Regions from separate parts of the Homo sapiens genome. Here all the other regions are linked to region 1. A link is a loop called in an ENCODE intact Hi-C map of the cell type or tissue named here. Cell type or tissue: dorsolateral prefrontal cortex. All regions are shown on one strand.

Evidence for each region. Peaks named below come from ENCODE experiments on the same cell type or tissue, not always from the same donor. Only the 100,000 strongest peaks of a DNase experiment are listed, where the experiment ranks them.
Region 2: a loop joins it to region 1, with 3 times the contacts of the local background. A loop is called at or near these places in 5 of 110 quality-filtered maps.
Region 3: it touches region 1 in a loop (5-fold over the local background); 21 of 110 quality-filtered maps call a loop at or near these places.

Annotation. Positions count from the first base shown.
Region 1 is chr3:84,961,858-84,969,857 of GRCh38, forward strand. The region is part of intron 1 of CADM2 (cell adhesion molecule 2); the gene reads left to right. Among named protein-coding and RNA genes, the nearest start is that of CADM2, 6.9 kb to the left of the region's middle. In dorsolateral prefrontal cortex, a CTCF peak has its summit at 3,449; a DNase peak (open chromatin) is centred at 3,464; H3K4me3 peaks cover 6,707 bases; H3K27ac peaks cover 8,000 bases.
Region 2 is chr3:85,078,033-85,086,032 of GRCh38, forward strand. The region is part of intron 1 of CADM2 (cell adhesion molecule 2); the gene reads left to right. Among named protein-coding and RNA genes, the nearest start is that of SNORA95, 20 kb to the left of the region's middle. In dorsolateral prefrontal cortex, no CTCF peak of the experiment used is centred here; a DNase peak (open chromatin) is centred at 3,679; H3K4me3 peaks cover 1,038 bases; H3K27ac peaks cover 3,659 bases.
Region 3 is chr3:85,348,374-85,356,373 of GRCh38, forward strand. All of the region lies in intron 1 of CADM2 (cell adhesion molecule 2), which reads left to right. Among named protein-coding and RNA genes, the nearest start is that of MIR5688, 33 kb to the right of the region's middle. In dorsolateral prefrontal cortex, no CTCF peak of the experiment used is centred here; no DNase peak of the experiment used is centred here; H3K4me3 peaks cover 3,696 bases; H3K27ac peaks cover 4,018 bases.

The DNA.
Region 1 (8,000 bases):
CTTCCTTCAACATTTCCCTGTGAATTGTCTATTCAGTGCAGTGCGAAATAACTGTTTGCTGGTGCCTCTCTCTCAGCCTGGAGGAGGATTTACTCTTTCTCTACCCGGAGAGATTCCATCAGCAGCATTCAGGCATGAGTCTCTTTTATTGAGTATGTAAACCAATGATTAAGACAGTGCTGCTTTTCACAGCAGACTGGGGAGCGGGGGGTGCGGGGAAGGGGTGTGAGTATAGCCGAGAAAATGCACCACTGCAACCAGCAGCAACACCAGCATTAGGTCCAATAAATAAATAAATAAATAAATAAAGGTTCTATACAGCAACCAGGGAAAGAGCACAAGTCCATCCATGTCTGTGGACTTAGGAGCATCTTAGATCAGGCCATATGAATACACTAAAAGAGATACGAGGATTTAAAAAAAAAAAAAAGAAAGAAAGAGGAGGGGGCACAAAGCACCACTGGATTGTCTTCTCATGTTTATGGCTGCCTCACATTTATTCATCAAACACTGCTCCACAGACACATCATAGTTTGTTGATATTGTCAGTTTTTGCTCAAATTGCTCATGCCTTCCTTGTCTTAGGCTTGGCTGAGAACATTGTTTCGGGGTTCAGATTTATGTTTCTTCCCCTACCCTACTGTTTTATTAGGACTTGGTTAGGTTGTAAAATGAAGGCTTTATTTTCTGGACATAGATTAAATACTTAGCGGGTCTTTCTATGTGCGGGGAGAAAAGGGTGGCGGGGGAACTAGTGAGCGACTGATTTTGGCTAGAGGGAGTCTGCCCTGCCTGCTAGTAGTTATGACTAGGCAAATACTATAGTCAGTCATTAGCTTCTTTTTTTTAGCTTTATCAGCACTATAGTGATATTCACTTAAGTAATACTAATCAGTTTATTTATCCCATGTATTACTATTCTCTTTCTTTCAGTATCATTATTAAAGACAAGAAGACTCATTTGAACATATCTTCTCCATGTTTCTGTGTTTTAACTGACTGTATTTTATATTATCACCTATATTTTTTACCTTTTTTCTGGGAAGCAAAATCAATTTTCTGGCTTGTTAATATGTGGAGTGATAAGCCAGTGGTGAGAATCTAGTCAATGATAAAATGAGTTTTTTTTAAAAGGCTTACTTAATTCTATAACATCTGCCAGTTTGTCCTCATCCTCATCGTGTCTTTAGGAAATGAATAATAGATAGGGAATAAACATATGCTTTTGGCTAAACATTTGTTTGGCCAAAGTATAACTTGGAATGTAGGCTACTTAAATAGCAAAATTTCATTTGGTGTTCAGTTACAATGTGTCTTTTCTTATTTTCCCTCATCATAGAAAGAGGAAAATCTGGAGTAAGCGCAAGGGACACATTACAGAAATGAATTTCTTTGCAAGGAAAGCTTGCCACCTGTAACTAAGTCCTCTCTTGGCTATACAGTAGATCCAGTTCAATTGCTAACCCTTGCTGAAACCTTATGCCTTTCCATGCCTGAGGGGGCACTGCAAAGATGGAGAGAATGCCCTGGGTAGCACAGGAAACAATTCTGGAAAGGGCAAAAAAGAAACAAGGGCAAAATATAACAAGAAATAATCATGCATACATGCATACAAGACCTCATTTTGTTGAGAACTGTGTTTACTTTTTGGAATTAGTCGTATAAAAAAGCACCTCCAAGACAGATACTGGGGCTTTAGGTTTTTTTGTTTGTTTGTTTGTTTGTTTTTTGCCGTGGTATATTCTGGTAAATTATTTGTTACATTTAGTAAAAATATAACACAAGCACAATTTAATTTGAATATACATTCAAATTAAATCTCATTGGACGTACATAATACTTGCCTCAGTATCTGTCATGAACCTCACCTTACATTTTTAGAAAGCACATTATAATACATCTTATATACACTTAATGAAATACTTACGCTTCCTAAAAGCATATCTTTCCAACTATTTTACCTTTACATGTGTTAACTTTAGTCTTGGCAAGCTCATTTCTTATGCCAAATGCAGTTCTTGAAATACAGTTTTCTCACTCCCTTTTTTGATTAACATAAACTTTGGAAAGTGGAGCCTATATACTTAAATGCAATAACTGTGGCTTAAATAGTCAAACATCAGACAATTGGTAATTAAGAAAATCTTTGCAAATATAAGGAGTTTCTAGACTAGTTTTATATCAAGATGTGGAAGCTTACTTCATTGTCTTTTTCCCATTTCTATAACTATTAGAACTCTGGGAACATAACATGACAAAGCTAAGTATCAACTGAGATGATCTGTTCTTGTGTCCTTCATTAGAAGATAAGACATTTGAAAACTATTTGTCACACAATTAAATAGTGGTAGAATGTCATTTTTCTTAAAGAAAAAAATACTTAAATCACTTAAAGAGCAAAATGGAAGTGCAAAAATGTTGGAAGACATCCTAAGCATGCATTTGAAAGTGGCCTGGAATCAACACCAAATGACATGAATTTTCTCCTTAAGTAGTCTGTGGTATATCAATGATTGAGACAAGTAAGCCTTATTTACTATGAAGGATTTGGGGGTACATTAATAATCAAATATAGACCTAATGTCATATGGATGTTTTATTTGATCTTGCTGACAAGTGCTCTATGATATTTATTGAGAAATAATCCTCATTTTATTAGACTGTATTAAACCCATTGGCTAAGTCACCTATTCTGTAGCAGCTAGCTGAATAGATTGAGGAAGTAGAGAGAAGGAAAATCACAAACCAAGGAGGCCGACTCAAAACTGAAGTCAAAAGCCCTTTGTTGAATTGGCAGATATTGGTCTGATTTACTCTCTTAAAATAGTTCTAGTGCCCAACAATTATTATACTTAAGCTTCCTGAGGGCAAGCTCTGAGCCTCACATAGCTATGCAATTTTCTTATCCTCATTTTAGTAGATGCATAAACAGTCATGTTGGATTGAATAATATATATGTCCTAATTACTTGTGATGGGATTAAATGATCTCTTCTTTTCATAATATGAAAGCACTCATACTTTGTCAAGTCACATAAGAGTTAATTTTGACATTTTGTAAGCTATATTGGTTTATGAAAGTTATCCTAAAGTATCACATAAATAGTTCTTAATATACATCTTTAAGTGAATTCAATCTGATCAGTCATTTTTAACATTTTTCCTACCATTTTTTTCTTTTCCTTGATTAAAAACCCCAGATACTTTACATTAGATTAGATCATAAACTAATTTCATAAAAAATGAAGGACACAATTTAAATTTACTGATTTAACCTAAAATATTTAAAAGGACACGTTCATTGCCAACATTTTATTTGAAAATGTCAAGCATTTTTGGAGTGCAATTCTGTTGTATCAAGAAAGGCATCTTCTGCAAATTCCTTGTGTAAAGAGGTGGGTGAGGATTAACCTAGAGCTGTGGCAGCTGAAGCCCCCTGCTGTGTGATGATGCAAATGGCATCTCAGGCCTAATGTGCTCTGCAGAGGCCACAAACTCACAGGAAAGCAGTCATGTGGCATGAGAGTGAAATGGGAAGTCTTTTTCATAGCTTGTAGTGGACATAAAACATCCTTTAGCTTTTTATAACCAGAAATGATCCAGAGTATTTGTAATCACATGAGGTTATGACAAAGCAAAAGAGAGAACATATATTTTGTTTAGAGATGAATAAAATCCTACTAAAACTATCAACATTTTCATCCAATGAATGGTGAACATTTAATTTTCTTCCAAACTATCGGGAACATAGGTCAGTTTAATGAAGATGAATAGCAAAATTAAAATAGGATTTCCATGCTATTTTTTACGTGTGTTGGACTTAATAACTGTTGGGCTGGGAAGCATTCTGTTATCCAGTTCTTCCTTCAGTGAGTAAGGAGTTAGTCCTTTAATCTCATTCTTATTAGAGCATTTCCTGTACTATGAAAATATAGCAGTTTCTTTACAAAATAGGAGTTAACTGTTCAGTGTCTCTTCAGTTTATTTAGTGTTGTCAAGTATAATTTGTGTTATGTCACATCAATAGAGAATGTTTCCTATCTGCACAATATTATTTATCACATAGGCAAAGTCATCTGATATGTTCTCTAAAAATGTAAGAGTTATAAACCCACTGTTATAGCATTAAACCCTATCAGATAAAAGGAACTAACGTAGCTTTGTATATTTTGATTCCATTTGCCACAGAACAAAAAACTGAACATGTTATACATACTGATTTTTACTAAGTAGTGAGCCCAGTTGGTCCTGTTAATGTGTTCAGTGGATTTCCTTAAGCATATACGAAACCGTTTTCATCTTAGAAGCATGCAGCCTATTTAAAAATTAGTGAAGTAAATATTCTGCTTAAGTAGGGATCAGTTAAATATTAATGTCAAAATCAGAGATGTAATTATTGAGTATGGAAATATTCCACAGTCACTTATTTATATATATGCACATATATACACATTTAAGTATGTCATTATTTTTAAGACTGAAGAACATCTTTATTAATTTTGTAATTAGAGTTTAGGGCTTTCAGGGATGTATAATAGAATGATGGAAAAGTTAAGAGTTTGTTTTGTTTTTACTCATTGTGTTCTTTTACTCTTTCAATTAAGGTTAAGAATTTTATTTTTTTTTAAAGTAAATTTTCTCAGGCTGCAACAACGATTAACAAGACTTCCACAAAAAAACACACACACAAGTCTTACAATTTATGAAATAACAATAGGGTTGAGTATTCTGCATCTATCTTTGTGCTTATGAAACTGAGTGATAAGAACTTGTTACTACTTGAATAGATACAGAGCTAAGTTAGTAAGATCTGCCATAGAGAGAGGGGGCCATTAACTATTCACATTATATTTTAGAGGTCTTTGAAGTAAATATTAACACAGTCATTGTTCAATTTTGGAAACAACTCTTTCTGAGTCAGCAAATCATTTTCACTTGAATATTTAAATTATCTTTCAGCCATTTCATTGTTGAAGAGGAAGTCCCTGTCTAGTCATAGTTAAGGAGTTTTTCCAGGGGTTAAATACTGATGTCATTAGGCATTGCTTAGAAAATAAAAATAAGCATACTTTTGCTTTCAGAAAAAAAAATCTCAAAGCTAAATGTGATCAAATAGTGCAAATAATTTCACATTATAAGAAAACAAAGTCCTTTAAAAAGTCAAATTGAGTTTCTAAAAATTTTATATATTTTATGATGGTTAATTTACAGTAAGGATACATTGCTTATCTAAAGTTGTCCTTGAGAACAGAATGAGAACATACCTTTCCTGACAAAGATATGCTGCCGACTGCTAAGTGTATAGCTGTTATATTGATTTGCTATAATTTATAAAGCCAATTAATTTATTATTGTAAGGAAATATTTTTACCTTTAGGCTAAAATTGTTTGTATTCTAAAATGCAGGTGCCTTCCATAATGCTTATTTAAACATCAAGGCCTAAAATTTATAGTGTGTAAAAAAAGTCCTAATTTTCTTAATAAATTCATATTTTATATTAACTTCTCCTGTATCCCCCATGGGGGAAAGTGTCCATGACATTCATAACTTCCGTTCATTCTGATACCTTTTACATCTCTTGTTTTTCAATCTGGAGTTGTAGGCTTAAGTTTAAATGAGAAATAATGTATTATGAATTAGAATATTTATATGTAAAAGCAAAGAAAAATATATAGTAAGCTTTTTATTTAATTGCCATTTCTTTACTGCTCTCTATTTTATGTGCTGAAGTCCGAATAGTAACTCGGCTTCCTTTATACTCTCCAGGAATATAATATCCCTCCCATTCCCTGCCCATGCTACTGACTTGAAAGATCCATTAAAATAAATTAATGGGGAATGAAGAATAAAGAAGTGTTTTGCTAAAGGATATGTACAGAATATGTACAGATTGGGTGTTTTTCCTTTCAACCCCCAAGGAGCACACCCCAGCGTTTTAGCAAGGATAAAACATGTGCAATGTGTATTGACTTGTTTTTGTTATTGTTACTATTGCATTTTTTTGAAAGCTCCATTCCGTAATCTCTTAATAAAAATGGCAAAAAGAAGGGGAAAGGAATGTGAGTCAGCCAGCCAAACACACAGAGAAAGGCCTGGCAAAGCTGCCTAAATTAGCATATGCTAGGCTGAGTATTTCCCTCTGTTGTTACATAATCCCTTTCTAATACGAAATCAGTTCTCATACTTAACCCTTTCAGGAGGTTTGGAATTCTCCCACTGTTATATTTTTATTTTGCTTCATTTATTTTCTCATGAATTGTGTAAATCATCTATTCAAGGGCTTTTATGTCAAGTTCTTTTTTTCCCTCTCCAGCCCTTCTGTATACAAATGTTCCATTCTGTGTCCAACTTCAGGATTCAAGAATCAACTTTTCTATAGCTTCCACTGAGAGGATCTAATTAGCATTTTAGTCTCCCTTTACTCATGTGCAGCTTTCTTTAGAAAATGTATTAGTTCTACGAGGTTCCCCTAAGGATTCATAATACTCTAGTTTGTTACATGTTCTGTGATATTCAATGTGCCTTAATTATGCACGTGTCCTCATTTCAAAGCCTTTTCAGGGATCATGTGGGATAGAACAGGGGTCTGGCTGTAAGTTCACTGTCATGTATTAATGTGTAGGTGGTATTCAGAGAAGGATGTTTCTGAAGGCAATTATATATCTATGACTCCAATATAGCAAGCAGTTACTCACATTCTGCACTTACTAGTTATCCTGCCAAGGCAGAATTAAATTCACCATTGTGATACATAATACAGTATCTGTTATTTCTAAATAACAGATACTGCTCTAGGATTGAAATAAAATAATGAGTGAAAATGTGTATCCCCTACCCTGAATAGGGATTGTTCCTTTCACTTTCCCAAACAAAAAGAAGAATCAGAAATTGTTCCTAAGTCAATACTCTATTCCTTAACTAGCCCATTAACACATCTTGCTATGGTGGGATCTTGAAGTTTTGCTGGTTTTTATGTGAGGCTGTAGATATTTAAGCAGTATTAATTGCCTGCAATCTTTATGGACTGCCAAATATCAGTGCATTGCCAAATTTGAGACATTTTATTTTCGGGTTTTAATTTGGATGCAATTTGAATACTGGTGGAAGTATAGAGAGACGCTGAACTCAACAGAGAGAGACAGACATCTTTTTCTTAAAGAGACTTCAATTGTGGAGAGATTGCTATAAGAATTGGCTTGTTTTGTATGTGTTATCACTTAACAAGGGGGATACTTTCTTATATTACATGAGTATGAGAGTGCATTTGTCTTAATTGTACCCTTTGACTTACATGTCTTCCTCTGTGTCTTATGTCATAAGAAAATGGTGGTTTAATTTGTAACTGCAACTTGTGTCTTTTATTCTTTTATTTATGCTTATGGCAATAAAAAGCGTTTTATAAGCTGATATAATAAATATGTTTTGACAATTTTTGTTTGATTATTTTACACAATAGCATAATTTTTGAAGCTATAGTTTTAGTTTTAGTAGACAAAAGAATGCCATCTGCCCTCTATTGATTATTTTAAGCATTTATGTGTTCTTATTTCATGAGAGAACTGAGCATTTGATTTTGTCTATTCTGTGATCTATATAAAACTTCGTATATTATTATTATAGTATTTTGACTAATCGAATGTCTGGTCTATCTTTTTTTTTAATGTTTTCATTCCACTGATTGATTAGTTTTCTTCTAAAAGATTTAATCTTGACACAACTCTTTAATTGGATCTAGATAATATTTAAGTATTTACATTATAACTGCCAAAATGCCAATACAGTACTCCAAATAGAATAAATATTTGCAGTGACTTTTCATTTATATGTAATACACAGGAAGAAGACAGAAATGCACCCCAAGAAACAAAAATAATACTAAATAATGGTGTACTTAACAAAAATATGAATTAATTGCTTTCAGTCAGGGTAGTCAATTCAAATTTGCACTGTAAACATTTATTTGAATCTTCCCGATATCTTTGGGTATTTAACCCCTTATC
Region 2 (8,000 bases), 120 kb after region 1:
TAAATGCAGACTTAACTTCATTAAATTATACGTGGAATGTATATGGAAATATGGCTCAAAATAATGGTGCCAGTGATTTTACTGGGAAAAAGTCATTTAGTAAGGGATAAATGGCTGGTAACTAAACTCTAAGAATTTTTGCATTTTTGTATCACTGCCTTTCTTTAAATGATCCTATTTTTAAAATTTGTCCTGCAGAAAGAGAAAGAACAGAAAATTCATATCTGGTGATCAACCAGTAACATGTCCTTTGTGTTCCTGGACATCTCAGAAAACAAATCATATTGAAGTACATGACATTAATATAAATAAACTGTTCCTGCTACAGATAGAAGGTTGTGATTTTGATTTAGGATCAGCCACCAGCTTTTCAGAGCTAAGAACAAAGCAAATATATTTAATTTTGGATTAACATAGCATCTTGTGGAATATATTTGTATATGGCTATATATAAAGCCAGGATAAAGACTCTTTTGTAGCATTACATCATCAATGTAAACTTTTACAAAAATCATTGAAATAAAGACATTCATATGCAGATATCTTATCTGCACAAAGCCCAGAAACTGTCTTCCAATTTTACATTCATAACTTTCATTCACAAGATCATAGTGAATAGATGTTCTCTGAAATGCCCCATTCTTTCTTTCTTTCTTTTTTTTTTCTCTTAAAATGAGCCTTTTACAATCTATTAGGGGAAAATATAGCCGGTAACCCCATTGAGCATGTTCAAGTATATGCAGGTCATAACCTTATGCTATTTGTAAGCTTATGTTTTTCTTTAATGTCACAAGAATTTCTTTCATGTCACTCTTGCCGTAGCACTTTATAATAAAGTTTAGGTAGTCTGCACTTCCAGGGTGTCTCATATAATACAGAAATGCTAACAGTGTATATTAACATTATCACTGTTGTAACTACCTTATAAAAAAAAGAGGCCATTATAAGTGATCTCATTTTACTGCAATACATTTTTATTTAGTGGTTATATTGTTTTGCCAATACTGAGAAAATAAAGTAAATGCAAATGGGCTTAGTTTAAATTAGATTTTTAGGTATAAATTAATTTTTATTATCTAAAAGAAAAAATTACATTCTAAGTGATAATTAATCTTTTTGCAAACCTAGCTATTTCCATGAAATAGCAGAAATTTAAACATATAAAACATTCATAATGTAATAATTGAATAAAATTAAGCAATGCCAATGCACATATTATACTATTTTATTTATAACAGTTATTCACATAGGAAGTATGAGATATTTTATCAATTGTCTTTCCTGGATATAGGTACATCTTATATTGACATGAACTTTTGTATGTGAACTTATAAAATGCATGTGGGCTCATAGGTATAATCTATATTGACTAAAGGAATGTGCGTTCCTTCCTTTAATTGTAGAAGGATTACCTAATATTTATGAAACTATATTATCTATTTTTCATAGGGTTATTAACAAGAAATACTTTAAATATTGATGTTCACAATGAGAAATAAAGCAACACACATAAAGTGGAAACAGAAACATAGTGTTAGGAGTATTTAACCATGCTGGTATAAGAAAATCGTATAATAATAAGACAATGCTGAATGCAACACAGTCATTATCCTTTGGGCACATAATTTCAATTTCTGTAGTTTTCTCTCCACATTTGATTGATATAATAAATACAAAAATAAAAAAAATTACATAGCAATAGCTTGAAGAATAATAGTAAGACCACAACCTGTAATTAAAATACCTTTAAATTTTACGTATATTTGTTATATTAAGACTTACTTTTCCAGATAATACCCCTTTAGATAATGCATAAACCATGAACGCAAAATAAACATCATCACTAAAATAGAAGTGTTTTGGACTGTGAACTTGAGAAGGAAGGATGATGAAGGATGTACTATCACATTTCCACTCTTTGATACACTATTGGAAACCAAAAAATGAAAAAGGAAAACACAAAATAAACTTTAGAGGTAATAGTAAGTATTGAAGTGTCAAGAAAAAAAACTTCTTAAATATCTCAAACAAATATCATAATACTATTTTTGAGAAATCTCAGAAGGGATTTTAAATTTCTGAAAATGGGATATGAACTCAGGTATATCAATTAACTTAAATGATGTACTTCTTTATACCTTGGTCGGTTCTGTAGCTGGTCAGACCAATCTTTACAACATTACATATAGATAGGAAGCTGGCTACCTTTAGAAATTTCATTACATGCCTCTTAACTCCTATTTTATGTGAGTATTTCACTGTGTAGTCACTTTAGCGGACCATGGATTCATGCTTGGTCAAAAACAGAAAATACATATCATTTCTGTTTAGTCGATATGTCAGGAAGATTTAAATGCTGAAAAAAGGAGTAGGCATTCAACAAAAGCTGAATATCTCAGTCCAGACAGTTTCAAGCATATTCCTTCAATTGTCATAGACATCAGATACATTATACATCATATAATCAGAGACATTAGCAACATTAAGCTCAGAATTGTCGGTAGCAGTACCAAAATAATAATCTTAATCTAATAGTACCTCAGGTTCCTTTCTCAATGGATATAATATAAATATTTTGAAATATCAAAAATCTTCATTTGAGCTCTCTCTTTATGCTTATGGCATATAAAAAGAGAATTTTTATCACATATTTGGGTATTAAGTAATTCTCAGATGACCTCTTATTTGTTCACTTAAATTTGAGTAAACCTATCCTTGTATTATTCCTCTAGGTCCAGATGTTTTTAGTCCTATATTATTTTTTTCAAGTAGTTTAAATTATTTTTATAAAACAATTAAAAATATTTTGAAACAACATTTATGTTTCTAAAAATTACACTACACATTCACCTTCTTATACTAAAACTAATTATTAGAATACAATCCAGGACTGTACATTACATATATAGGTCAGGGAAATTAGAAATATTTCCAAAATAATGAGGAAATACTGAAAATTTCTGAGCTTAGGGAATCTGAGTCAGTACCCACAATTTATTTTACTTGTAAATCAGTAACTGTTACTATAATTCCAATAATCCTAAATTCATTTATTTTTTGCTTTCTTTCATCATGAAAAATTACAATTCAATATATAGTATAATAAGTGAAAATATTCATAATGTTGATCAGATTCCATTTTATCTTAAGTTTATGTTATAGTCAGTCATTGATGTTCCTGTTAAGTTGGTGTCTGTTTCATCAGACAAATACGCATTGAAATCAGACAAACATCTACCCACTATGTGACCATGGGCCATTTTCAGAATTTCCCAGAGATTAGCTTCTATCAAAAACTAAAATGAGTTACCTCATGTAAAACTGCTCAGAGCGCATATGACTTGGTAGAGACATAATATGAAGCAACGTCCTCCATTCTGATGACCTCATTTTGAATATTTGAAATATTTGGAAACACTCCTTGTTTATACCAAGTATAAGATTCATAAACTTTGGCCTGGTTATTTCAAAAAAATAATACACGACTTTTTCTACACTTTGTGGATAACAATTTCCTTTATTTTCTAAATAGAACAAAGGAGATTGTAAAGTGAGTAACTCTTCCAGGTTTAATCATCTCAGTGATTCCTTTTGAGTTTGGAAAGATAGGTTACGTCCCACAGGGTGAAGGACAGCCTGCTTCTGGCCATCTTCCAATTCCTCAGCTCTGTCTAACAGCTCCACTCCAGGGCATCGAGGAAGAGGCCGGCATTTCTCCTCTCTGCCTGTAAAGCTGACACGTGGGATATTACAAAAGAGTAAATACCATTGTCTGTAATGCATATCTGTCTTGGTATAAAGAAGGAATGTTTTCAAATATTTCAGAAAATAAGACAAAGGTACATAGCCAAAAATAATTCAGTTCCCAAGTATCATTGCTAAGTGTTTGTTATCTTGATGCAGAACAGTTGTGAAATGTTTGTGATAACTAATATCAAAAAAACTTTCATAAATATCACCTCATTTTCCTTCACAAACCATTCTATTTTATTTGGGGCATATATATTATCCACATTTAATAGAGGAGGAAATGAGAAATAGAAAATTGTTATTATTAGCTCACGTATGCTCAATTAGTAAATGACAAATTCAGATCACAAGCGTCTCTTCTGTCATTTGGCAGATATTTGCCTTATATTTGTATATACATCGAAACTAGGATACTGTCTTGAAAATCCAAGGCAGCAAAGAAGCATTGTAAGGTAGGAATAGAAAATAATAGTAATATCCAATAAATTGATATGTACTTTGCTTGGGACCTTATTACATATTATGTCTTACATTTTTGCAAAATATATTTAACTGCACATATACTTTACAAAGAGCTTGAAAGATTCTTGTTTGTACTACAATGCACAGGGCATATTATTTTGCAATACATGGACATAATGCGACTCTTTATGAAGGACAAAGTTATTTCACAGTTCTAAAGGCCATGCTCTTTCTTTAGAACAGTGACTACGGATTGAAAAATGCAAAGCCCTTTGCTCTTTGTAGTTATTTTTCCTCTCAGTTAATGGCACAAATCGCTGAACTTTTCTGAAACTGAATACATTTCTTGACCTGTGACATAGAAGTGACTTGATAACTAGGTGCCGGGGTGCTTGAATACATAACAATGAAGGTATTCTTGTAGTTGCCTAGAATTTAGGGCACACGGTTAGGGGTCTTATTGCAAGGGTGCAGTGGGATGATTTTTCAGTAAAAGCCAGAATGAGGAGCCATCATATTACAAGTAGTCTGAAAAACATAATCTGAAAGAACAAAGGCATATTTGATGATGGGGAATTGTGTAGCAATGTTGGCAGCAAACACAAAGCTTCTCCATCCCTTCCTAAAACACACGCTAGCTGTTTAGCGAAATCCAACTGAGTGCATATGTCCTGAAGAAGTTTAAAAAAATAACAATGTTGAGGCAAAAAATTTCCAAGTTGTAGTTTTCATGTTTAAAATATCATTTTACAACTTCGAGAATGCTGTATTTGGTTGATTTTAGCCATCTGTGTGTTTCCATATCATATGGATATTGTGTATATGTGTACTATACCATATACATATGTATATGTGTATTATATACATAGTATATGTGTATTATATTATATACATGTGTTATGGAAACACATCATACATATATCATGTCTGTCCTCTAAATAAGAAAGCTTATTTTTCAGATGCCTGGGCTATAAGTGTCAACTCTTAATCTTGATAAGGTCAGAAAGGGGTAAAATTAAAATTGTGAAAACGGTGTTGCCCAAACAATGAAAAAGGGGAGCTCTAACCTGCACTTTTCTCTCTGCCTTCAGGGAAATTCTGATTCAATTTCAATCAAGAATATAACATGAAGAATGAATTTATTCCATGTAACAAAGTTTACCTTTTCTTCTCCTTCATCTTTCACCTAAACTTTGGTAAAGATTGTGCACACCGTTCTTTTGAAATGCTATCTTCGTCTTTCACATACATGATCTTGAATATAAAGAGATCACAGCCTTAGGAGAGACAGCTCTTAATGAAGTGCTGTCAATGAAGTTGACAATGAACCTTAATGAAGATCCGATTAAGGATGCTCTACTCTAGAATACCCTATTGGTTGTCTTATGGTATATAGTTTTGGGAGAACTAAAAGCCACAATAATAAAATAATTAAAATGTTTTTCTCTAACTCCAGAAAATATTTTTAAAATCTCCTTGATCATTTTTTTGTCTTTTGTCTTTCTTTATTGACCCTAACTATTGTGGCTGAATTACCGAGCAAGCAAAATAGAGGCATGTAAACACAAACTGCCACAGATTTATATTATAAAGAGCCACAACATGTATTCTACAGAAACAGAAAACAGTGTTAGCATTGAATTTAAGTTCCTATAGAAAGAAATAGTCCATTAAAAATAAGCCTATAATGATCGATTGCATTTCTACCCACCATAAATACTTTTACTGATATACTGACTTAGCCATTAGCATGCAATGAAGTACCCAATTATTATATGCCCTGCTGTTTTCAACTCTTGCGTTGTCAGTTCTCAGTTTTGAAATAAGCTGCGTGATGTGAAAGGCATCGCTCCTTCTGTGACTGGTCTGCTGAGCTGATATGCTTTCTGACTTCCTTAGGCTTTTCTGTAGTTGTAAGTCAATGCTAATAGCATGATCCATGCTTTTGGTTTTAAACCATTTACACTGCAAAATAATTCTTTGAAGTATTTCTTTATGTATACCAGAGTTTCTTTCTATTTTCCCCTTAGAGTATCTGAAATGCTTAAGCTAAAATGTGCCTTTAGCAAAAAGAAATATTCATTTTGTTTTTTAGAATAGTAAACTGCCTTCGTTCACTTCGAAACATATGAATGCCACCTACTTTTAGGGTCTTTCAGATCCAATTATCACCTTGAACAGTTGGTTGAGAAAAAAGCAAAATAACTTCAGTATAGGAATGTAGTAAACCAGTGTTCTCCAATATAGAGTAGCCACTAGCCACATGAGTGATGGGGCTTTGGCTAATCCAAATTGAGATTGTGAAGACTTAATAGGAAACAAAGAATGTAAAATGTCACATTCATAACTCTTACACTGATTACATGGTGAAATGATAATATTTTCATAAGCTGGGTTAAATAAAATACATTACTTAAAGTAAATTCACCTGTTTCTTTTTAATGTTTAGAATATGGCTACTAAAAAAATTAAAATTATATATGTGACTAGCATTTATTGCTTAAATTCTATTTTCTTAGATAGCTTTGTTTCAATGAATGGATTAATCAACAATGTATTTTAGGTATAAATTTCAATATTAGGTTGCTCTTGATTTTTTCTTTTTTAAGTATAATTCTGTTTATTTTATAGATTCTTAATGATAGGAGACCCTTGAAATTATTTTCAGCTTTTTAAGCAAGTACTTTTAGGTTATTAAGTTTAATTGATAGAAATTATATACAGTTATGTTAGGCAGCATAATGTTTTGATATATGTTTACCTCATGAAATTATTAAATCAAGCTAAGTAATATATTCATCACCTCACATACTAATTTTTTTTATGGTGAGAATATTTAAATTCTACTCTGTTGGCAATTTCCAGGTATGAATTATACCATCAACTATAGTCACCAAGCTGTATAATAGATTTCCAGAACTTTTTCAGCCTAACTGAAACTTTGTAACCTTTTACTAACATCTTCCCAATTACTTCTATCTCCTAGCTCCTGGTAACCTCTATTCTGCTTTCTGCTTCTATGAGTTGGACTCTTTCAGATTCCACATGTAAGTGAGATCAGGCAGTATTTGTCATTCAGTGCCAGCTTGTTTCACTTAGCATAACATCCTCTAGGTTCATAGTTGTTGTTGCAAAGGACAGTATTTTTTTCTTTTTTAAAGTCTCAATAGTATTCAATTATATATATATGTATATGTATTACATATAAATATGTATGTATGTGTGTTTGTGTACACACCACATTTTCTTTATTCATTCATCATTGATGGACATTTCAGTCGATCCCTGTTAGTTTATTCTTAAGATATTTTAAAGACCTTTGGAGGAATAATTACTACTAGAAAAGAAGACGTGCTACTTTGCTGCATATCACTTCTTAGTTAGTTTTTCTTTACAAGTCTCTATTGCTTTTCCCCCAGTAATCGTTTCATCCTGCCTTTTACTTTCCAGAATTCTTCATATCCATGTGTGATTGTCTTTAAACACAAACTACACAAAGCAAAGGCAATATATATAACGAGTTGACCCCATCCATGTTAAATGAACCATCAATTAATTCCGCAAACTATATCATTCTAATTCTCTCTTATGCCTTGCTTTTTTTTCTCAGTATGCCTATGAGCAGCACATTTGATCACCTGGGAGTATTTAAAGAACAATTTTTCATGGGTAGGGCATCAGGGTGAGCACAGTGATTGCAAACAAGAGTTAAAACTGCACATCGTCATAATGGGAAGAGTCTAGACTTGGATTTCATTTTTTGAAAAATTACGAAGATGTTTAGGACA
Region 3 (8,000 bases), 390 kb after region 1:
TTACAGAAACACTAAGAATAATGTTTGACCATTGACTAAATATCTGGGTACCCCATGGCTCAGTCAAGTTACACATAAAAGTAACCAACACATTTTATCACAAGAAAATTTATGTAAGCCTCTTGGGAAATCAGCTTTTAGTAGTACAGTTCCTTTCCAAAAATTATCTTTAAAAAAATCTTCAGGAAATATCTTAGAAAAACAATGGCATAACAAAATTAACAGATAAACAAAATGCACAGTGTTCATCTGCTTTTGGGATTGCTGGTCAAGCATATCATCTAATTTGTATGACAATGAGAGCTGTGAAATGTCTATATCCTAACAAACTCACTTATAATTAGGCAATCTATTAAAATGTGAGAGTTTTACCTAAAAACTTGAAAAATTAATACAATCTTAACACAAAAATTCATGAGAAGCTCTTAACCCTACTTAAGAGAGAATATTTTAATCCAATTTTAAAATATTGTTTGTTTTAAAATATAATAATCATATATTCAGAAAAATAATTTATTTTTTCATATGGTCTTGTTTTTCATCAATGAATTTGATTCAAATACAATGAATACAAAGAAAAATATCTTGATCTATTACCTACATATGAGTAGTATGAAAACGTGAGTCATTCAGTATCCTTTCTCATAATCATAATTTTCTGTATAACCCTAAATATTCAGAGTTTCCCTGTATGGCCCCTGTTCTGAAAATCTTTATCAAGACATTCTCAATGCAATCATTACCTCCCCTGTTCTAAATGCCATCTTTTATCTCCTATTCAGAGATTTCAATTGCTCTCATAAGAGTCCAGAGATTGTTTTCTGTTCACACAGCCTCTCCGCGTTTATTAAGGTTTAACGTTCAGAGGTTTAACCATAAGTGAAAGAGTTAAATGAAATGGAATTGTCTTTTTGCTTAAAGTGATATTTCTTACATACTCTAATCTGTTCTGTTTCTTCGTGTGTTTGTATGTGAACCTCAGTAAAACTGGAATTGGGAGGTTAAATACAGATACTACCAATTTCAGGGTATTATTGTTCATTGATGTTTATCCTAGGCATTTATTTCTAAAGCTAAGTTTTTGTTTTGTTTTGTTTTACTTTTGATCCCCACTTCTCCCTTTCTGTCTTCCCTAACAATTTTTACTTTCATTTGGCATTACAGTGCGAGAAAGAATTGTTCCTATCCGGTTTTGAGAATTACTTCATTTAGTTTACTTTTCTTCACTTTTTTTACTAACAGAAGTTAATTTTGAATACAAAACATAGATTGAACATGTCAAAGACTTACTCTGCAGATATCACCAACAGAAACTGTTGATAAGAGATAAAACAAAGATGAATGTTTTGCTTATTGCAGTGAGAGAGAACAGAGAACCTTGCAAAATTTAGACAGTGTCTTGGACTAGGGAATATAAAGTCAGAATTTATGGAGAATTGGATGTTTGATTTAAGGAGGGTCTTTCGAAGTAAGAACTGGACTAGGATGGGTTAAAGACCATGCCACAACCGTTCAGGATTGGTAGAAACAGCAAGGTGGGAGTTTAAGGCAAGAGCAGCAAAGAATCGTAAGGAAAAACTGCCTGCTGATGTTTCATTGAAGAGTAGGTGGGTGTTTCAGGAAGACTCTATAATGAACAATCAAAACCTTTGCCTTGGCAAGGTATTTCTGAAATAATAAATTATGCTTATGAAGACAGAGGAATATTAAAGGAACACTAACGAGGACAGAGGAATAGCGCAAAGTCATCTTAATATAGGCAGTAAGGAATTATTTTAGTTCTTAGTGTCTATACTGAGGGTGGGATTAGAAGGTTTTGGTTACCAAATAATATCTAGATAAATGCTTTCATACCACTATCCCATGAATTTTTTTCATATCCAAAGCGAATATAGTTTATTTTAATGTTGATATAACTTTCTATAATACTATGACAAAACACATGTCTAATAAGAAAGCTACTTTTAAATTAACATTTTCTAAAATTAAATATTTGTACCATGATTTATTTTGACATGATTGCCATTTTGCTGTGCATTTTGATTTATTCCTAGTTTACCTCCAAGCCCTGTACAGCCAGTATTTCTGCATCCTTCTACCATGTACTTTTACCTGTCTTCCAAAAAACCTCTTGATCTCATCTTTTCCTATTCCAAATACTAATATATCATCACTTATCCAAGTATAACTTGTCTTTTATTTATTCAGTTATTTCATTCAGAAGTTCAGAAAATACTGTGATCTTTCATAGAGTTTCGGCATGGAGCAGGAGGACAGTCAGATCTGCAGCCTCACAGTATTTAGTTTAGTAGATTAACAAAGACTGTACATGAGAAAGTATTGTAAGAAGGTACTCGTCATCTAGAACAAGAAGGTTTGGGTTATTAACGAAAAAAAAAGTAGAGATGGGGAAATATGTAATTCTTCCGCTACATATCATACTGTCAAGCTGAATTTTGAAAGATGAAATTATATTCCCCTGTGGAACAAGGTATAGTTTAAAATAAGGGGTATTAATTGAAGCATGAGTTACTGTGGAAATAATGTTAGCAGAATTTTGTATATAGCTATGATCAAACAGAAAACATTTTCAAAGAACAAGAAAAAATATTCTCAAAAATAATTTTAAAAAGTAAACTCAGATATACTGTACCAAGTTTTTTATTTAATAGGCTTACTCTACCTCTTCATGTTTATCACTTAGTGCCATCGTCTGGAAGGGCATATGAACATTTAATACTATATGCATGAAATCTGTTGACTGTTTGATGAACTATATTCCAGATGCTTACTCAAATAAAATATTTCTAAATTTGGCATGATTGAACTGAAAAAAACAAGGAGGCATCTTTGCTGAGTTAAAGTGTTTTTGTTTGAACTTACAAGGAAGCTGCCACCAGCTGGTATCGCTTACCATAGTGGTGGAAATATTTCATATTTTAGAATTAAATTATACTCTGTCCAGTCAAACAGAGACATTAAAAGGATATCACATCAAAATAGGCATAACGTATAATTAAAGAAAAAAGCTGGTGCTTCTTCAGAATGTTAAATGGGAGTAAGTTAACAAAAGAAATAAAATGTTGTGTTTTTCCTTCATGTTCACTCCATTATTCCATGAATTACATTAAACTTTGTCCCACACATGACCTTGAATATTTAACCACCTGCTCAATTTGATCTGGGAACACTCAGGCTTTGAAAAGCTGCCTGCATAAGACCTGACAAGAGTGTGCCTCCCAAATATGTAAAGTTTACTGCACAGGCTGAGGGAATGTGGGAATTGCTCAGCTGCCTGCAAGTGTTTCTGGTCCTGAAAATTTGGGAAAAATTGCTTGTAATGCAGTTAAAGGTTTTTAAAGCCTGGGCCTGTCTATATTTGAATAGTGTCATTTAAAATGAGATTTAGAATATTATTCTCTTAGTGGGAACATCTTTTTAAGGGAGACTGTATAAGAACTGCATAGAGAGAGTTTTGCCTCAACTTGTGGGTCATTGACTTCCTTACATTTACTCTCTGGAGTACTTACACAGTGCAGACATCCATTAGAGAAATGGTGGAAATAATATATATTTCCACATGCAACACACACAGATATCCATATATATATAATAGTAGTTATTAGAAATACTGTTTAAGTCATATATTGCTGTTGACTTTGAGTATTTCCTTAAATACTTTTACACTTAAAGCAGATAGAAGATTATGACAATTTATCTCCTGATTTAAAAGTGCAGGAAACTTATATTTTAGTTTGTGTTTTTTGAGGTTTCTTAAAAGGTTAACAATTAAAGCACTATAGTTCATCTTATAAAAATATCTCTTTCTGATAGATCCAAAGCAGCTTTATAGAATCTATACATACCGATTGTGTTGTCATCTTTTGTATTATAAAAGCAGCACTAGAAGACAAACACATTTAGAAAAGGAGAGCAGTTGACTTAAAGTAAGTTGTCAGTCTAACTTTAGGAGGACTATCTTGCCAAATAAAAACAAAGAAAAATAACATCAAGATTATATATCTTAAGAAGTTTATATTATTCTGTTATCGGTGAAAAAAACCAGCTAATTTATTTTATGATTATCACATTGGGAAGCGAGGGATAAAGCTGATTTTGATTGCAAATTAGGGATTAAAATGTACCTTCACGGCTTCATTTATTTGGAGGACCAGGTCTGACTTTGTTTACTTTGGTTTATCTCAGAGTTGGTTACGAGGTGGTGTTTTGTTTTCTTGTTTCCTGACTTGGAAGATGATATATACACTTACAGTGGTATAAGGGTGAAATATCAATTTTGCTTCCACAGTATCCAGACCAAATACATGCCTTTTTGATATTTATAATTTTATGAGTTAAAAAGAAAATCACTTTCTTTCTCAAATGACTGGATGACCATGTCAAATCCAACCTAGCTTTTCAAATGATTTTTTAGTCTTTGAATCTACTGTATCCATGTGGTTCTGGTTATTAATTAACTTGAATTTTTCTTCCTCAAATAGTCAGACACAATGCTATGCTGCTGTTCCTAGAATGATGCTAAGCTTTACAGAGAGATTTTAATTTAATACTAGTGAGTCCTTAAGTAGAAGTTTTCAAGTCAGCTTACAATGAATATTTTTACAGGTATGAATTCCTGAAGGCTTATTTATCCTTAAATGCTTTGAACATATTCACTTGATCTGTAGAGTGAGAGCTAATCTATTTTTAGAGATCTTCTAGTAAAATGATTTGTTGCAGCTTGGATTATTTTTTCTTATTTTTTTATGCCTTGAAAAATTGAAGAGAAAAGGAATATGTCATTGACTAGAATTCCAAAGCTCAAGGTACACTTATGGAAGTTGAAGTCAGTGACTCTTATAACTTAAGAGAAACACGCAGCAGGAATCCATTCTATTAGAGCACTTCAGTAAAGAATCACAGCGAGGCCATTTCCCCCTCTCAATTGCAATGTAAGAAATTCTGTGAAAATAAAGATCAGTTGTATAATTTTCATGTTTACCTTTGCTTTGTTCTTGCCCCTTAAAATTTATATTTCACTCCTTTACACATAAATGTGCCTGGTTCAGGGAAATAATTCTGTCTTCTATTTTTCATTTGAATTAATTTTATATGATTGCTTTGTATTAATTATATTTTTTCTGTTCCTTTCTTTAGTTGATGGTTTCTTTTTTTTTGTTTTTTTTTTGCAGTGAGTTATTTTATCAAAGTGAATCATTATTAAGGATCGTGTTTGTTTTCCTTTACTTAGATTTCCCTTTCTTAACAACCACTCATGTGGTTACATAATATTGCTACATCAATTGATTTGCATGTCAATAATAAAAGTATATTCATTAGATATCTTGCTTTTTCCTCCTTTCCACTCAATATTTTTTTGAAATTCTTATTACCGAAATCAATGCACCTAAAATTAGTGAAGAATTAGGTAATCATTTGTCCTTGCTTTATAATGAAAATTTGGCCATTTATATGATACAACAAAAATATCAACTTTGTTTCAAATAAAAGTGAAAATATTTATCTTTCAATTTGAATAAATGTTAGGTCATTATTGGCACTGAGGGATATAATCATACATAACTATATATGTACAATTATTCTAATTTGAATCAAAGTACAAATATTACTCTTGTCAACGCCATTTTTTTTTCTGGAGCTTATTAGGAATAGAACTGACTACAAGAGTTTGTTTAAAAGAGTATGACAACTTTTAAAATATACCTTTATTTATATTCAGCTACATGGCACAATGAAATATAGTTTTTACCTTTAAAATGGATGGCATAATAAAATATTGAATTACATTATCGTGTCTAAATCAACCAATATTTAGAAAATTCTTGATTTATATATGAATTTTGGAGAATCATTATTCATATGTCGAAATAAATCATATCAAAATGTGACCTAGGTGGAAATTGAACAATGAGAACACATGGACACAGGAAGGGGAACATCACACTCCGGGGACTGTTGTGGGGTGGGGGGAGGGGGGAGGGATAGCATTAAGAGATACACCTAATGCTAAATGACGAGTTAATGGGTGCAGCACACCAACATGGCACATGTATACATATGTAACAAACCTGCACATTGTGCACATGTACCCTAAAACTTAAAGTATAATAATAATAATAATAAAGTGACCTAATGCAGAGGAAAGGAAATAAAGTGTAAATGCATATGTTTGTGTGCATGTGGGCATTTTAAATACATACATCATATTATAAAGAATACCTAACAGAGAGAGAGAGAGAGAGAGAGAGAAGCCTATTCTGTTGCTAAGATCAGAAATATAATCTGAGTTCTGTCAACTGAAGAATGAAGATGTTCATAAATTTGGAAAGGAGAGCTTTATTTCTTATAAAGAGTTGCAGCTTACAGGCTGGTTATCCCACAGGCTGGGAAGCCTGGGCTCTGGCAGAAGACAAGAGTAAGCATTTCGAGGGGGTTATGAAAGGAACAGAAATTTATGCTGAGTGAGATGGCCAAATATACATATTTACTGTGCTATAGGAGGAATCACGAATATGGGAGGTGGGACATGTGCATGCACAATTGAGCTTCATTTGTCTTCACGGAAACCCATGTCCAAAAAATGCCATTGTCATTAGCTTGACCCATGCTAATGTCAAGCTTGGGTCGACGCTCAAACTTCAGAGCGTGTCGATGCTCTGACTTCAAAAGGTAAGGTAGAGGTTGCAAAAACCCTCATTGTGCACACTCTGTGATTTGGCCAAAACCAATCCAGGACGGTGGTCAGTTTTTAGGAAGGAGGCATTGTGAAACTGGTGAGCTGTCACCTCAAAACTGCAAAGAGGGAAGGGGAGTTCAGTGGAGGTCGAGATGATGGTTAGCTAAAGGCAATAAAGGAATGCATCATCCGTCTCTTGTTTTCAGAGCTGGCTTCTCCTTACTCCTTCGGAAATAATTTTGGTTAAAGGTTAATATGAAAAGAGAATACTGAGGCATGGTGAGCACCTATCCCATCACGGCCAGGAACTCAATTTTTAAGGTTACTCTAGGTCCCCTTGGCTTAGAGACTTAGGGTATTATTTTTATTTCTCACTTCGTATGTAGATTTGTTTGCTGTGAAATAAATTGGACTAGATATTTTTTAATAGAAGTTAACAAGAGATTTTCATTCGGGCCATTTTTCATTCACTTATTTAACAAGAATTCATGGGTTCTTACTTTGTGCCAAGCACTATTTTAGATGCAGAGGGTAGAGCAGGGACAAAACAATTGTAGATAATGGTGAGTGCAAAGGAAAAAATAAAATCGCGAAAACATAGAGTTGCGATGTCAGATAGGGTGGCTTTGGAGGATAGCTGTAAATTGTATCTGAGAAAAGAATATTTTAGCAAGTGGCAATATCTGAGATGATAGTGGGTATATTGTCTTTGAGAACAGAAGGGTCTGTTGTGTTTGATGCAGAATAAAGGAGGGGAAGAAGAGTGGGCTAGTGATGTATTTATTCTCAGTCTGTTCACAAATCTGAATGACTGCTGCACACGTTTCATGTTTGTTGTAATATGAGCTGGAAATAAGATTCTGATCTGAAAATAGAGGGTCAACTTTAAACTTAGGTGGAGATATAAATGTTGTGATCCACCAAATAAGCCATTTTAAATAATGTTTTGAATTAATAATTCATTCAAACGAATACTACTGGGACATGGTTTATGTAACAAATAAAATGCTTTTTCAGTCACAATTAGAACAGATACTATGCCAACCCTCACTAGCTGCCTATCTAGTGGGTGAGGTAGCTATACTATCAGATAATTTCAACAAATGATGTAGGAGACTGAAAGAGTGAGGTAGGTAAGAATGTTCTAATACTAGAGTATTCAGGGATGTTTTTCTGTATGACTAGTTGCATTCTACCATCAATCTTGAGGAATGATTGGGAGTTAATATAAAGAAAAACATAAAGAAAAAAATACTAGGGAGTTGCAGAGAAGGAAGAGCTGTGGTGAGATGGAGCTGAACAC